Regions from separate parts of the Mus musculus genome. Here region 1 is linked to region 2. The links are chromatin loops, found by intact Hi-C in ENCODE. Cell type or tissue: left cerebral cortex. All regions are shown on one strand. Each heading gives the region's core, and the rest is flanking DNA. Links, peaks and the distances in the headings are about the cores only.

What was found. Peaks named below come from ENCODE experiments on the same cell type or tissue, not always from the same donor. Only the 100,000 strongest peaks of a DNase experiment are listed, where the experiment ranks them.
Region 1: a loop joins it to region 2, with 2.7 times the contacts of the local background. A loop is called at or near these places in 7 of 42 quality-filtered maps.

The regions. Positions count from the first base shown.
Region 1 is chr5:23,507,237-23,510,148 of GRCm38, reverse strand. It overlaps Srpk2 (serine/arginine-rich protein specific kinase 2), which reads left to right. Exons shown (of 16, transcript NM_001359173.1): 16 at 2,429-2,912. The coding sequence ends at 2,613. Among named protein-coding and RNA genes, the nearest start is that of Kmt2e, 74 kb to the right of the region's middle. In left cerebral cortex, for the core only: a CTCF peak has its summit at 1,506; DNase peaks (open chromatin) are centred at 1,304 and 2,642; H3K27ac peaks cover 262 bases.
Region 2 is chr5:23,757,580-23,760,491 of GRCm38, reverse strand. Pus7 (pseudouridylate synthase 7) reads left to right here. Exons shown (of 16, transcript NM_178403.5): 7 at 193-270. Among named protein-coding and RNA genes, the nearest start is that of Pus7, 25 kb to the left of the region's middle. In left cerebral cortex, for the core only: a CTCF peak has its summit at 1,597 (motif pointing right); DNase peaks (open chromatin) are centred at 367, 1,057, 1,603 and 2,019; H3K27ac peaks cover 838 bases.

The DNA.
Region 1 (2,912 bases), core at 304-2,803, 250 kb after region 2:
AGAAATTTTCAGAGGCTACATAAATGCTAGGCCCCTGAGAGGTAGTGGTTGGTCATTCAGAGGAGATGGCTGCCCTGCTGTTTGTGCTCAAAGAAGAAACAAAAGGAAAGAAATTAGATTCAAGAATCAATCAAACTGTCACCCCCCATCACCCCCTTTCCCTTCTCCTCTCCCCTCTGTTGTTCTCTCTCTTATATCTAGTAACTGGGGGTAAAATGGGGGGGGGCAGTGAAGGGTAGAGAAGAGAAGAACCCACAAAGCAGCAAAGACCAGCTACACAGCTTAGCTCCTAAGACTTAGTTAATTAATTAATTAATTAATCCAGGCCTTCAATTGGTCAGCAGGGAGAATGTGCTGCAGGCAGGGTCCATGACCTGAGTTTAACCCCCAGGAACCAGGTAGAAGACGACACCCACAGTTTCCTGACTTCCGTGTGCATGGTATACATGTTTCTACACAAACAAAACAGACATGTACAGATTTCTTTATTAAGATGCTGGAAGGGTTGAGAGCACTTGGTGCTCTTGTGGAGGACCTGTGTTTAATTCCTAGCACCAACGTGGTGGCTCACAACTGTAATTGACGTTCCAGGGAATTCAACACACTCATCTGGTCTCCAGGGGCCCCAGGCACGCGTGTGGTGCACAATTATGTATGCAAGCAAACCGCTCACACACATAAGACACATATTAATAAAAACCTTTAAACATTTAATGAAATTCAATTGAAAATGTCAGAGTGCAGTAAAGAAGTTTCCATGAGACAGTATAGACTTCTGATGTGAGGGCCAGCACCCTAATCCTCTGAGGTGAGGTAAGATTGCGAGGAGACCTTGCACACGGAGCGTGGGCTTATAGGAAGTGAGTTTTAAAGAAATACTGTAGCTCCTTGCTGACATCATCCCAGGGTCTTGTACACATCCTAGATGGCTGGCCTCAAAATTACAGTGTGATCCTAATCTCCTCTGTATTCCATATTGGAGGTTGTTTTAAATCTGACCTTCTGTGCAGCCCTGTTGGTATAGGATCCGATCACTGGAGCTCACAGGCTTGGTGCTGGCCCTGTTCCGCTCAATGTATGGGTTTCACATTTTAAAAGATTCAAGATTTCCCCATCATTTCAGTTTTACAACTGCACAGCCTGGGTATGACAGAGCTTTAGGAACATGAACAGAAGCCTCTGAGGGTGTACTGTCTTTGGAATCTCTTGGAGGGGTGGGCATGGTCCTCCCTTGAAGCTCTGTGTGTAGGTTGACTCTGAAACAATGAAAGAGGAAACAAAGAAAAGAGCCCGGAGCAATTTGAGCATGCCTACTTGCGCACTCTGGCTGAGGCAGGCAGTACCAGAGCAGTGCGCAGGCGGAGACCAGAGAGCTGCAGCAGAAAACAGTGGTCACCATAGGCTGTGTCCATGCTGTAGCTGGCTTTAGGATTTATTTTCTGTGAGTGCATCGTATATGTGCCTGATGCCTGCAGACATCAAAAAAGGGAATCGGATCTCCTGAAATTGGAGTTGCAGATGATTCTTAACCACCAGGTGGATATTGGGGACCGAGCCAGGATCCTGTAAGAGCAAGGAGTGCTCTTTTGATTTTGGTTTGTTTGTGTTGTTTGTTTGTTTTTGTTTTTCGAGACAGGGTTTCTCTGTAGCCCTGGCTGTCCTGGAACTCACTTTGTAGACCAGGCTGGCCTCGAACTCAGAAATCCGCCTGCCTCTGCCTCCTGAGTGCTGGGATTAAAGGCGTGTACCACCACTGCTTCTCCCCACCCCTCTTTCCCCCCCACATTAGAACATTTTAAGGTTTTATAAAAAACTGTCCTTGAGGTCATATTTTACTATAAATGAATAGAGATAAAAATTCGTTGTTTTGGGTTGCTAGTAGCTGCTTGAGGCTATTTCTTAAATTTAGACAAAGTAGAGTTCCTATGCTCTGTAGGTGTACTAACCGTGTGCCTGTTAGCCCTGTGGAGCCAGTGGACAGCACAGTTCAAAAGGACATGTGCACCATCAGAAAAAGTTAGATTTGCATTGAGGTAGAAGCACATGTGAAAACACAGCAACAACTTCAAATAGCCTGCATCATCCAGGTATCCTAAGCCAGTTTACAGATGGCGGCGGCACCACGAAGCTGGAGTGTGAGCAGCTCTCCAGTGGGAAGCAGACACTCTCAGTGCTTTTGCAGCTCAAGAAGCACAGAGCTGATTTATTTGTTCAGACGTAACCCATTTACACTCACCTAGCGTGCTTCGACTTGACCCTTAGCTCTTCAATGAGACTTGCTTAGGGGAGAAAAGCTAGCGTTCTTTGTTGTAGCCAATGGTTTGAGAGGTAAAATGTCTGCTGCAGTGAGAAGAAGCCTGTCTGGCTCAGGTCATCCTGAGATGTGCACTCGTGGAGCGTCTCTGATGCTGTACTTCTCTCTCTCCAGGAGAACTGCGGCACATCACCAAGCTGAAGCCCTGGAGCCTCTTTGATGTACTTGTGGAAAAGTATGGCTGGCCCCATGAAGATGCTGCACAATTTACAGATTTCCTGATCCCAATGTTAGAGATGGTTCCAGAAAAACGAGCCTCAGCTGGCGAATGCCTTCGACATCCTTGGTTGAATTCTTAGCAGATTCTACAAATATAGCATTCTGAGCTAGCAAATTTCTCCCAGTACATTGGACCTACACAGTGGCTCTCATTCTTTAACAGGATTACCAGTGAGCTGGCTCCACCCTCAGACCTTTGTAGTGCTTTGAGGTACTGTTGTTTGACACTTTGCTTCCTGTGCACCATGGTCCTGGGGAAGGCTGGTCTTTGTCTTCAGCTAAGTAGTTTACTGGCCATTTTCTTCTGGAAACAATAACATGTCTCTAAGCATTGTTTCTTGTGTTGTGTGACATTCAAATGTCTTTTTTTTTTTTTGAA
Region 2 (2,912 bases), core at 272-2,771:
TGATAGCCACAAAGGCTCTGACTCAAGCCCTGCCGAGAGCAGCTGTGGCTGTTTTATTTTGCACATTCTCTTGTGTATTTTCCTCAGTAAAGTTTCTCCTTAAGTAGTGTGTGTATTTTGAGACTTAAGTTATTAGAAATGTGCTTTGGTTATGGTATGTGACTTCACATTGCTGTGTTTGTGTCTCATCAGGGTAAAGCCAAACATATTCTCCTATATGGGAACCAAAGACAAAAGGGCAATCACAGTCCAGGAGATTGCTGTTCTCAAGTAAGTGGAGTGCCCGCCCAGACTGACAGTGCACAGCCTCAGCTCTGCTTTAACGAACTTACCGCTTTCAGCTTTGCATGGTCTCTCTGCCTTTTAAAATCTTGTAGACGTATTTATTTTCTATGTGTGCATACATACGTATGTATGAACAGACAGTGGCACATTTGTGGAGGTCAAGGACCACTGGAAGAAATCCGCTCTCTCCTGCCCTGTGCCTCCTTTGGATTGGACTCAGAAATAACAGCAGATGCCGGTATTTGCCGAGCCAGCACAGCTTCTGCCTTTTTGTAGATGTTATTTTCTACTTCAGTTTTTTCATCCTGAATCTCTCTCTGTTTCCAAATCTATCAAACATGGTTCAGATTTTGTTTGTTTGTTTGCTTTTGAGTAATTTAAAAAGCCATTTGTGATAGAGACAAAAGAATTCCTTTCTCTCACTTATTAAATATTATGTCCTTTAACATTCACCTAGGAAACAGTGAATAAGAGCTTTTGCATGTAGCAGACATACAGATGGAAGGATGGTATAAATAGATGCCGTAGAAGAGCATTAGATAAGCAAAATCCCCGAGACTCAGACAAATATCACATCTCCCCTTGCTATACGCAGTTTAAAGTTGTTTCTGTGTGTGTTGGGGGGGGGGGGTTGTCATGGGAGGGAAGGAAGACATCTCAAAAGGAAAGACAGGAGAAAAAAGAGAATGTAGGCATATGTGTGACAAAAATGTAGAGATGGAGACGATGTTAAGAAGGTTTGGAATCTCAGCACGAGTTGGGTAGGCAGCAGGGCAGAAGGCATGAAATGACACCCATGTATAAAAACAACATAAGGAAATTTGGTCTCTGTATGCAAAACTAAAGAGGGAAAGATGGAAAACAGTAAAAGTGGATTCAGACGATTAAAGAAGGGAAGGACGAAGGGAAGAAAAGGCAGGCAAGGAAAGAAGGTGGTTGAGGGAGGGATAGAGGGAGGGTGTGTACACCCTGCTGTGTACTCTAGTCCTTTTCTTCCTTGACCTGAGGCAGTGGCACGTTGTCATAGCAACCCCCTCCATCCCATCACTGAGTAAACATGAAGATGCTGCTTTGTTTGGAATGGGGGCAGAGGAGAGGAGTTGCTAATTTGGGGATTAAAAATATAATAACTTAAAAACAAGGTGCCTTTAATCCCAGCACCTGGGAGGCAGAGGCAGGCAGATCTCTATAAATTCAAGGCCAGCCTGGTCCACAGAGCAAGTTCCAGTACAGCCAGGGATACACAAAGAAACCTTGTCTTGAGAAAAAAAAAATTAATTTAAACTGAGGCACTGGGCTGTCTTCCTCGGCCAGCAGGTGTCAGGCTTGATCAGTGTATTGCCTTGTCCCCATGGAGCCTGTTTTCATTTTCCTGTTGATTTTGGGAGGAGCTGCAGTCTAAATGCTGGCCTCTTGAAAGCACATTGCACTTATCTCAAGGATATAGGCTGCAGCCTGCATTTGCTTGAGGGATCCACATGGTGGGTGAGCTGGCCTTTCCCCTGAGGAATGGTGAGCAGAATGGACCTATGCTGCCACACAGGGATTTTAATTATTGCCGGGCTGATCAGTCCTGGGAAAAGCAACTTCTCTTTCCAGATTCTTGCAGCTTTGATCTACTTCGTAATCTCAAACTGCCTTAACTCAGAGCGACTCGCTTCGTTTCCTGCCAGTTCCCATCTGAGCTTGGGCCAGTATTTCTCTGTTTTACTAAAGGCTTCTGTGTGGCAGGTTGGTTTGTTGGCCCTTACTACTTAAAAACAGGCTTGTCACACATGAATTCCCCAGAGTGGGTGGACAGTGTTAACAATGAGCACCTTTCCCTTTAAGAACTAAATACAGCTCTGGGCTTTGCTGCACACATGGATGCAGAGGTGGCTGTCCATTATGTATTGGGGAAGAGGATGTTATTCGGCTTTTAAAAAATGTGAAATACCAGTATATCCTACATTGTAATGAGCTTAAGATTGTTGCATTGTTGGGGATGTTGTCACAGGCCAGTAATTCTGCCGTTCTACGGAGTGAAGCTGGGAAATCGCAAGTTTGAAGCCAGCCCGGGCTACACAGGATGACCCTGGCATTTAAAAACAACAAAAAATTACACTAAGTCAGACATTTTTAAAAAACACTGATTTCTTTTCCATTTATGGGGAAGTGTGTACATAAAAAGCAAATTGCCCATCACAGGGGCTGCAGGGACCATTAGAGGCTGTGGAGCCGTTGCTGCCTGGCTGGGATTTCTTTCTCAGGTGGTGGAGACACACTGCACACATTGTGAGTCCATGCTGAAAACAGCAAGCAGGCTGTTTAATGTTTTTTAAAAAGGACAAAGCTGGGCACTCGCCTTTAAACACTCACTCTCAGGAGGCAGAGGCAGGCAGATCTCTGAGACCAGCCTGGTCTACGTAGTGAGTTCTAGACCAGCAAGACTGTATGTATAGTGAGACCCTGTGTTACAAAAGAAAGAAGAAAAAATCAGCCATCAGGCTCTGTCCTGGCACTCGTAAGATGCCGTCGTCCAGGGTCAAAGCTGCCGTCCAGGGTCACGGGCAGCCAGGCTGATAACTTGGTTCTTTTGGCCCCTATCTTTTGCTTTTGCTTAGTTTTATTTTATTTGTTTTTTTTTT